Linked DNA regions of Homo sapiens: region 2 is linked to region 1. Evidence: read pairs that join two places in POLR2A ChIA-PET (ENCODE). Cell type or tissue: PC-3. All regions are shown on one strand. Each heading gives the region's core, and the rest is flanking DNA. Links, peaks and the distances in the headings are about the cores only.

Region 1 (5,383 bases), core at 87-5,086:
GACCTCAAGTGATCCGCCAGCCTAGGCCTCCCAAAGTGCTGGGATTACAGGCGTGAGCCATCGTCACCGGCCTATAGTCTCTTTTTATAAGCCACAAAACAGTAATTAAAAAGATAAGATGTTGCTAATAGTGAGTATCCAAATGTCAAAGTAAGTAGAAACAAGTGTCATAAATAAATGTTAAAATAACAGCCAAAGATATGTATCCTGAACAATGGACAACAGATCGCAGAAGGAGTTCTCAAATTAATCAATGACAGCTGCCCCCAATGTGGTAGCCATAAGAACTACTGACACAATGACAATTTGTATTCTCTTTCCTTTCCCCCTGTGGCTGCAGATACCAGACACTCCTGGGACTGTCTTTCTCATCTTCTCTTCTCCAGTAAGGGTGAGGCAAAAATGAAAAATGCAAAAAGAGTTATTACTATCTCATTTGAAGAGGTGATTAATGGAAGTGCACTGACAAAGAGTCGTTTTGGAAAGGCCGTTTTAATCCTTCTCTGCTTTCTTTCTTCTATATCTTTTCCCAAATTTTCTATTATTTTCTTCATTGTTTCTCATTCCCCATCTTCCCTTTATTCCCTTTCATTCTGAACTTCTTTGACAATTCCTCCTGTGAATTTATTTTCCCTACTCACGTACTGAAGAAAATGAAGGCAGTCTATCTTTGTATACATCTTATGTATAAACTTTCAAAAGCTGTCTTATTGCTGTAAGCTATTGAAACAAATGCACTGTACTTAATTACTGTCTATAATTGCATGCTTAAGCACAATACACAGAACATTCAGTATTTCCAGCAACATATAATCTAAATGTGAATGATTTCAGGAAGGGCTGCTTCATTAAAGAATAAAATGACAAATAATAGTAAAAAATAATCTGGCAAGAATCTAAGATGCTAAGAATTAATGCTAAAGACAGCTGTTTCAAGCAAAAAAAATCTAATGATGCAAAATAGAAAAAAGAATCTATCCAACTTATCTATGTTGGGTTTTTCCAAAGTTAAGAGAAGTCTGAATTAAGTTATGTTTGAGGAAAATAAAGAACAACCAACAAACCTACGTTTCAGCTTTAACTTTATCCCAAAAAGGAATAATTTGTTAGATGAAGTGGAAGTTTTTGTTTTGGTTACTGAGTCTCCTGGCAGGTACATCTCTCATTTCTTCCTTTGTATTTCGCAAGTCCTCTACTTCCAGTAGCCCAATTACCTGTGTAAGATCATACCAGTGTACAATTCCTACAGTCTGCAACTACCAGCTGTGGGCTATTTGTGGCAATAAAAATTAAGAGCCCAAATCACTCAACCCAAAAGAAGGCTACTATAAAAACCAAGTATTTATGAAATTAAAACTTTTATATATGAAAATACGTATCACAAAAAGTAGATTTTTTTTTTTTTTTTGAGACGCAGTCTTGCTCTGTCTCCCAGGCTGGAGTGCAATGGTGCTATCTCATCTCACTGCAACCCCCACCTCCTGAGTTCCAGCGATTCTCATGCCTCAGCCTCCCGAGTAGCTGGGATTACAGGTGCCCACCACCATGTCCGGCTAATTTTTTGTATTTTTTGTAGGGATGGGATTTTACCATGTTAGCCAGGCTGGTCTCGAATTCCTGACCTCAGATAATCTGCATGCCTCAGTCTCCCAAAGTCTTGGGATTACAGGCGTAAGCCACCACGCCCAGCAAAAAACTGGAACCTTAAAAAATGGCAAATTCAAAATTTAACACTCCAAGTTCAGGAACAACTACAAGATTCATAATGATTTATTTGAGGCCTGACTGCAAAATATACTTTCTGATATAATAAAAGGCAAAAATTCCTAATTAAAATTTTTGAAACCATGCTAAAATATATTAATATATGTTAGTATCAGGCATATTAAATGATAGTATTTAATTATGTTTGTAAAATACACTACACTTCGCAGAGCCTCAATTAGTAAATAATAGTCTATATATCCATACATCTGAAAAAGTAATACTATAAAAGTTGAATACTATAAATGGTTTATAGAAACCAATTCTATTATATAATCACACCACACATGCTCAATTTTTTCCTCATCTGATACATCTGTTGTCAACTTAAAATCGATCTAATTAAATAACTTGTTACTGGGAGGTGCTTGATTAAAAATTGTGGGGGAGAAGTCTGAATAAATGTGACCTGTTCTTCCAGACTTACAGAGTACTCACCCTATCATCTTTGGATGCTACAGTTAACAGCAAAGATTTGTAAGGCATGATATGTACACTCTGTTACATAACTGTTAGAAGCAGTAATTATTATTTCCCAAAAAGAGGGGCAGAAAAAATATTTTTGAAATACACAGAGTAGGATGGGTTGGGTGGCTCATGCCTGTAATCCCAGTACTTTGGGTGGCTGAGGCAGGCAGACTGCTTGAGCCCAGGAAACCAGGCTTGAGACCAGCCTGGGCAACATGGTGAAACTCCTTCTCTACATAAAAAAAAAAAAAAAAAAAAGATAGAAAAAGGTGCTACACATGTGTAGTTCCAGCTACTCAGGAGGCTGAGGTAGGAAGACCACCTGAGCCCTGGTAGGTTGAGGCTGCAGTGAACCAAGATCATGCCACTGCACTCCAGCCTTGGCAACAAAGTGAAAGCACCCAAATTAGGAGTGAGATTATCAATGTGGATGGGAACACTGGAAGAGGAAGATAAAGTTTGAAAGATGAACAAGTTTTGGGTAAACTGACTGAAAAGCCATAAATATTGTGGCTGAGAATGACACAAAATTTGGCTCTAGTAGAGACAAGCTAGGAAGTACTGGGAGATTAAGTGTGTAAAAGCAGAATAGTCATCAAGGTAGGCAAGGAAATTTCTACTTTACCCTGTAAGCAGCAGAAAGACCACTAGTAGTTTCTTAATAGGACATAACTAGAAAAATGATTTAGACATGATTTTGGTGGCTGTGTGTAGGATGAACTGGAAAAAAATGCATAAGGCAGGGAAATGGATGGAAGACTACTGTAATATTCAAGTAAATTGTAGTGTGATACTGGACTATAAATGGGAAAGAAATTTAGATATCTGAAACATTTCAAATGTAGAACACATAGAACTCAATGATAAAGGATAAATAAAATGGCTAGGTAAAGATGTCAGATTTCCAACTTTATCAACAGAAAGGAAATGTGGAAGGAAAGTAATTGTAGAGAATGACCATATCAAATTTAGGCATGATACAAATATACTCATACTAACACTCAGTTATACCATTCCTGAATACAGACATAAATATACTAATCTACTGACTGCTGATAGAGGCATCACATGTAAAACCTGATTAAATATTAGGGTACATAAAAAATTGAGAAGCTGATTACATATTACGCAATAGGGAACCTGATATGTATGCACAAAATTTAAAAATCTCATTCTAACAATTAATTTCAAGTTCACCAAACTCTTCTAAAACTGCACCCTGTCCTTTGTAAAGGCACTATCAAGAGGCAATGAAAGGAAGAGACCAGAAAACACGGACTTGGATAATCTCTCCCAACTAGACACAGAATTAACTTGTTTACTGATACTTTCTTAAAGTATTGCAATTTATTAACTTATAATAACTTATCCATATTGTAGACTGCCTTCAATGCAACAATATAATTTGTGCCATTGCTTTGGCGTTGAAGCCAGAAAGATAGATTGCTGTAGAAGAGTACCATGAGAGGCAGGGCTCAGTGGCTCATCCCTGTAATCCCCACCACTTTGGGAGGCCGAGGTGGATCGCATGAGACCAGGAGTTTAAGACCAGCCTAGGTAACTTTCTGATACTCCATCTCTACAAAAAATTAAAAAAAATTAGCTAGGTGAGGTGGTGCACACACTTGTAGTCCCAGCTAGTTGGGAGGTTGTGGCCAGAGGATCACTTGAGACCAGGAGTTTGAGTCTCTAGTGAGCTATGATGCCATCACTGCATTCCAGCCTGGGCACCACAGTGAGACCTTGTCTCTTTAAAAAAAAAAAAAAAAAGTACCATGAGAACATGAACAGATAGTTGGGATTACAAGCACAAGCCACCACATCCAACGTGCATGCAGTCTTCACTTTCACTGTTCTCCTGATGCAGCATAAGAAGGTATAAAAGTTTTACCTTCTTTTTGTTTATACATTGGACTACAGTACCTCCCCCTCTTTGTTCTCTTTTGATGTAAACAGAATATTTTTATAATTTTCCTAGAAGACTTCTAACAAAGTGAAGGCCTTTTGGGAATAGTAGCACCCACTAATAAAGAGAAACCAACCTATCAATCTTCAAACAAATGGAGAGAACTTCTTAGTTCAATGAATGAACACAACTGTCTTACAATGAGGAAGCTAAGAGCCAATAAATTTAGGCTGGACTGCCTTTCCTTTCTTTGCACCCAACACCAATACACTGGGTGCTGTAACTTAAAATACAAAATTATTTAAATTGGAAGTTTGGTTAGAATACTCTTATAAAATTCTTTAATAAATACTGTTTTTTACTTTAGAATACACCGACACTCAAATACTATAATAAGATAGAGTTTGACATTTCTAAGTTATTTTAGCCAATATTTAACCTTTTTGAGAAAAAAATCAAGAGTAAGTATGTCACAGGCACCAATCTTACAGAATTTGTGATACAGAGGAACTTTTAAAAATTACTACATCCAATAAAAATTAGCTTAGTTGATCTGTCAACCATGAACTGAGCAAAAAAGAAAAAGGCTTGGTTCAAGCAGTATAAAATATTTGTGAAAAATGCAAATAGTAGTTTAACAATAAGATCTGAAAGCTGGAGGGGACCTTAATCATTAGTAACAATATGTGCTACACAAATAACACTATACAAGAGTATCTAGACAACAGCAGTGCCCTTCTGTAATAGCTCCAACTCCCTTCTATTGTATTCTTTCCTTAGCAATGGGTTTGCTAAACTGCAAAACCCTCCATTAAGCCTTTGAGGGGTAGTTTTCTGATTTAGGACTGGCTTCCTGAGTTCTTTCTCTTCAGAATATTCAGAGTCAGAAATTAGACCTGTATAGTCTGGCTATATAGTCCCAAATTTTCTCTTTTCTTCCCTGTCCTGAAATTAAGCACATAAGCCCATGATATGTCAAGGTTTTATTGCTTGCCAGGAAGACAGATGGGTGCAACAAAAATAACTAATGGAGGGTTATAAAAGTTCTAAGAATTAGCCATTTAAATGTCTCAAAACTCAACTGGACATTAAGCAGAATACTGAATGGGATGATTCTCTTTAGCAAGGACAAGTCATGTTAAGTCTTTACGTTGCATAATTCAATAATAAAGAAGTCAGGATTAAAGTATTTCAAAGCAACTTATTTTTTATCTATTGTGAGACAGAAAGAGTATTCAGTTGGGA
Region 2 (5,383 bases), core at 274-5,273, 110 kb before region 1:
AACGCAGGAACAGAAAACCAAATACCGCATGTTTTCACTTATAAGTGGGAGCTAAATGATGAGAACACATGGACACAAAGAAGGGGACAGTGGACACTGGGGTCTACTTGAGGGAGGAGGGTGGGAGGAGGGAGAGAAGCAGAAACAATAACTATTAGGTACTAGACTTAGTACCTGGGTGACAAAATAATCTGTGCAGAAAACCACCCTGATATGAGTTTATAACAAACCTGCACATGTACCCCTGAACCTAAAATAAAAATAAATCACTGTGAGAGAGGGCTATCAGTTTTGATGACAGATTGAACCATTACTCTCATGGCCATAAATCTGTCATAAGATAACTTATTAAGGTATACAAATAATCTACTTATACAAACGTATATATGTGTAAAGGCAATAATACAAAATCTATTTTCATAACTATAAAAGACCCAATCAAACAAGTACTTCCCACACTCAAGTTTTTTTCCCCTGTATTTAAACATAGTACAGTTTAATTTGATCTTATCCAAAAAAGTTGCATTCCAGATTTGATATACAAGGGCACAGAAATGTAGCTGCCAACTTGACAAATGCCATTGGTCTTACAAGTGGTGTTGCTTGGATAAAGAAGCCAAGATGAGTAAGACCATATGAAGTCCCCCTTGTGCCAAAAATGAAAACAAAAAAGGCTTAGTTTTAAACAACCAATGTTGGTTTAAAATGAGGGTGAGGAAATTTTGTGGATTCATAAAGACCCATTTTTCAAAAATGTAACTTTAGGATAAAAGAATAGAATCATCTGTCTCACATGATTTTAACTTTTATAACTCCTGTTCTAAATTAAGTAAGGAAAGCCAAGTCAGGCTGGGGGCCGTGGCTCATGCCTGTAATCCTAGCACATTGGGAGGCCAAGGTGGGTAGATCACTTGAGCTCAGAAGTTCAAGACCAGCCTGGGCAACATGGTGAAACCTAGTCTCTACAAAAAATACAAAAATTACTCGGGTGTGGTGGTGGGGGCCTATAGTTCCAGCTACTTGGGAGGCAGAGGTGGGAGGATCACCTAAGCCCAGGAGGTCAAGGCTGTGGTGAGCCAAGTCATGCCACTGCATTCCAGCCTGGGTGCCAGATTGACACTCTGTCGCAAAAAGAAAAGCCAGGTAGGCAACATCCAAGGGATGTTTTCCAAGTTCCCGTTTCATCATTGACTCTTGACAGGTGGAGGCACCTGGAAGATGACAAAAGTAGGGAGGAGGAGGACCTGGAGGAGGACGCTTGTGTCTCCTAGGGGATGAGGAAGGTCCACAGAGGAGAAAGAGAATCAGCTACAGCCACCAAGGCAGGAACCAAGAACCTCTTCAGAAGATGACTGGAATAAAGAAGACAAGTCCGACATGGAACATGTAAGAGAATCATAAAGCTAGAAGAAAAATAAGAGCGGGGAAGACAGGCAACTTGAGGCAATAAAAAGCGAAAGGAAGAAACTGGAAAACAAGATTTTGGCCAATTTACGATAGTTCCTGAATACCACGATCATGGAAACCAATCAGAGCTTTCTTAGACGACACCAATTTTATGTACTCTACCCCAATTACCCTGTAAACCACTATAAGTGTTCAAAATTCCAATATTTTGTTTTTTAAAACAACTCCCTGAACAAGACAGAAATCCTTTGATAAGCTACCTGAATTTTCTCTAGAAAAATGTTCACAAAATACAGGGACTCAAGAGATTTACAAGATCTGGTCCTTTTCCTGCATGATTCTTTAAACTACTTGTGAATGAACTCATATGCAACCTGAAAAGTTAACATGAAAGTCCTTTTCAAGGTATCTTGCTTTACGATCTGGCCCAGTTTGGAGGTATTAGCAGGGCCTCAGGGAAACAAACCATGATTTCGTTTCACTGACCCAGTCTCTGTTTTTCCCTTTGTAACCCAATTAATTATTAACAACTTGCATACTTACTCTCCAGTGGGTCTTCCTTGACTGATGATCTTCCTATTTAATTTCACTTTTACTGCCTTCAATTATGTTATTTTTGGTTCCTTGCATTTCATTTTGATATACCAATATGCTATGTGAGTAAGCTCTGTGTGAAAGATAGAAAACAAAATGAAACATCATTAAGAGCTATCTTAATAGCAAGAGTCCAGTTAAACTGGTTCCAGATCACTGCTTAGAAAAATTGTAGCTTTTTGTGGGACTGAAGCCAGGAAGTAACTGCTTACATTCTTAGTTTCTTTCTTGCAAAAGGAAGAAAGGGGATACTTGGATTGAAAGCACACCAAAGATGGAGAGATTGATGCATACACCACATTTACTTAAAGGAATCTTGCTTTATAGTTTTCAGCCACAGGATAAAGCAGCTGTCCTCCAAAGTGTTTGGTTTCAGGACCCTTTGACCCTTGATGCATGTTAACATCAATAACATTTTTAAAATGTTATTTAAATAATATGGTAAAAATTACTATATTTTACCAAACAATAATTTAGTGAGCAGAGTGGCATTGTTTCACATTTCACAACTTGCTTTAGTGTCTGGCTTAATAGCAGACAGCTGAATTTTCATCTATGCCGGGTCTGTCCCACAGACCCTAGTCGAGCAACGGATGAAAGGAGTACTCAGACACAGATAAGCAGTGTAACAGCAGCTAGGGGGCTGCCCAGCACTAGTGGCCGAAGAAGAGAGCAGCCTTGAACAGCTGGAGCTGCTTGCTTTTATTCAGTACAGACATAATGCCGAAAGCCTGGAGCAAACACAGTCTGTGGGTAATTAACATTACTGTCCCCCCTTTCAGGGAGCAGTAATGCATGCGGATGATCAAAGGTCGGTTTCTGGACAACACAAGTGAACAAGCCTATTTAAGATAAATTCCCCTACACGTCCTTGTACCTACTCCTTGCCCTCTTCAAGGTCAGAAAACAGCTGCCTTCAGCTTATTCTCCCCCGGAAGCTATGTAGAGCCTTCCGGCCTTCCAGAAGGCCTGCTCCTTTCCCTACAGTTTCTCCCACCACTCTGACTGATCTACATCTCCCCCTTTTTTTTGCATCAGGTTTTGTTGATTGAAGAGTACAGATGTGTGCAGTGCCAGGTTTGACAGGCGCAGTAGTTACAGCTCGTGTTCTGGCTTTGCGTAAAGCGGTCTGCTGCACATAATTCATCAAATTCTGCCCTCTAGAGGAGGTATTGACTTGCCTCTAAAGTTGTTTTAGTTAGCACTGACCAGTCCCATGGGGTCATATGGAAGTTGTCTGCCATGGCCTCAATTAATCCTTTCATAAACGGGCTAGCGGCTCCATTTTCTCTAATGCTTTTTCTTATCTCTTTGTAAGTGTTGAAAGTAATGGGTTCATGTACCCGATTGCCTTGTTGATCTTGCATTACCAGGCAGACCAAGAGCTCCCCTTCTAATGCCGCTTGCTTAAGACAGGGTCCCATAACTGTAGTGTATCCCTTGTCCTTTTTCCAGTTTATTGGGGGAGGGGGCTCAGGGAAAACCTCTGTCTCCTCTGTGGCACCTTTACCCGGTAACGGTGGGGCTGGGGGAGGAGGCGGAGGCAGTAAGGTAGATGATGGTTCTTCCTCCCAAGCAGCCCTAACTAAGGCCCATAATGTTAAAGATGTTACTGGGACCCCATTGCCCTTGTGCATGATGTCGTTTAAGATTTCTTCCCACTTGCTCCCAGAGCTCTAGGTCTAACGTGCCTTCTTCTGGGAACTATGGGTTATGGAAAACAAGAGTTTGCATTAGGTCCCTTAATTGGGCCTCAAACTGAGGCTCCACCAGCTTTAAGCAGTTGTTTCAATACTTTTATATGCTGTTTCTGTTGAGTAAGTGTTGTCCCAATGTGAAACCCTAGCTTGAAAATTCCCTCGAACTTGGAAATCCCAAGAGGGCTCCAATTCCAATTACTGGCTTACTGCGCAGTCTCTTCACCTTCGTTTTCGAGGGTTCCGTCGCGATCCATTGCAGCGTTCCTCACACAGGGCACCAGCTGCTGGGTCTGTCCCACAGACCCTGGCCAAGCAACTGAAGAAAGGAGTACTCAGACACAGATATGCAGTGTAACAGCAGCTAGTGGGCTGCCCGGCACTAATGGCTGAAGAAGAGAGCAGCCTCGAACAGCTGGAGCTGCTTGCTTTTATTCAGTACAGACATAATGCCGAAAGCCTGGAGCAAACACAGTCTGCGGGTAATTAACATTATTGTTCTTCCTTTCAGGGAGCAGTCATGCGCGCTGATGATCAAAAGTCGTTTCTGGACAACACAAGTGAACAAGCCTATTTAAGATAAATTCTCCTACACGTCCTTGTACCTACTCCTTGCCCTCTGCCTCAAGGTCAGAGAACAGCTGCGTTCAGCTTATTCTCCCCTGAAGCCTTCCGACCTTTCAGAAGGCCTGCTCCTTTCCCAACAGTTTCTCCCACCACTCTGACCGATTACCTATACATCTACATTTCATCAGCTGAAATATCACACATCATGTAGCTTCTGGAAAGTCCTCTGTACATTCACGAGAGTTGGAAAGTAAAAAAAAAGGTAAAAACTTCAAGTGTTTTTATAATCAGTTGTGTTGCAGAATCTCATGCAATCTTAGAAAAGTTTAAAAAAACCATGTGCGTTAGACAACAGGATGGGAGATGAACGCTGTGAACATGAACATTCTGGTTTACTGTTGTGTAGAAGATGGAATTCATACTGCAGCTGTATTTGGTGAGCCCGATAAGTGGAGCAAGCCTGTGGGAGAAATAGCCTTATCAGGGGTTTTACATACTGTTTTTCTAATTCTTAACAACAGTCATAAAAGGTATATATAATTTTTCCCCATGAGGAAAACAGGCTTGTGGTTAATAAGTACATTTCCCTAGGTCCCATGACTCGTAAGTGTTGGAGCTAAAGTTCAACCTCAAGTCTGACTTCAAAGCTCACGTTCTTCAGTAAACCACAATTATGGCTTAACTCACTGGAAATGTAGAAAAGGACCCAATGTATGTATGTGAAAGAGCTTTCTAAAAAACCAACATGTGGTGGCTCATGCCTGTAATCGCAGCACTTTGGGAGGCTGGTGCAGGCGGATTGCCTGAGGCCAGGAGTTCAAGACCAGCCTGGTCAACATGCTGAAACCCCATCTCTACTAAAAATACAAAAATTAGCCAGGCGTGGTGGCGGGCGCCTGTAATCCCAGCTACTCAGGAGGCTGCAGCAGGAGAATCGCTTGGACCTAGGACGGGGAGGTTGCAGTGAGCCGAGATTGCACCACTACACTCCAGCCTGAGCAACAGAGTGAGACACAGTTATCTCAAAAAAAAAATAATAATTAAAAAAATAAAAAAGCGACATTCAAGTAACAGTGACTGTACTGATTACTGATATCCATAGGATTGTGACTTGACTA

Evidence for each region. Peaks named below come from ENCODE experiments on the same cell type or tissue, not always from the same donor. Only the 100,000 strongest peaks of a DNase experiment are listed, where the experiment ranks them.
Region 2: POLR2A ChIA-PET joins it to region 1 with 13 read pairs; 6 of 35 experiments call an interaction of 5 or more read pairs at or near these places.

The regions. Positions count from the first base shown.
Region 1 is chr3:169,969,688-169,975,070 of GRCh38, reverse strand. The region is part of intron 1 of SEC62 (SEC62 preprotein translocation factor); the gene reads right to left. Among named protein-coding and RNA genes, the nearest start is that of SEC62, 5.6 kb to the right of the region's middle. In PC-3, for the core only: no CTCF peak of the experiment used is centred there; no DNase peak of the experiment used is centred there.
Region 2 is chr3:170,076,465-170,081,847 of GRCh38, reverse strand. It overlaps GPR160 (G protein-coupled receptor 160), which reads right to left. Exons shown (of 4, transcript NM_014373.3): 3 at 1,951-2,074. LOC124909456 (a long non-coding RNA gene) reads left to right here and starts at 1,078. Exons shown (of 2, transcript XR_007096157.1): 1 at 1,078-1,386; 2 at 4,210-5,383. In PC-3, for the core only: a CTCF peak has its summit at 3,169 (motif pointing left); a DNase peak (open chromatin) is centred at 4,897.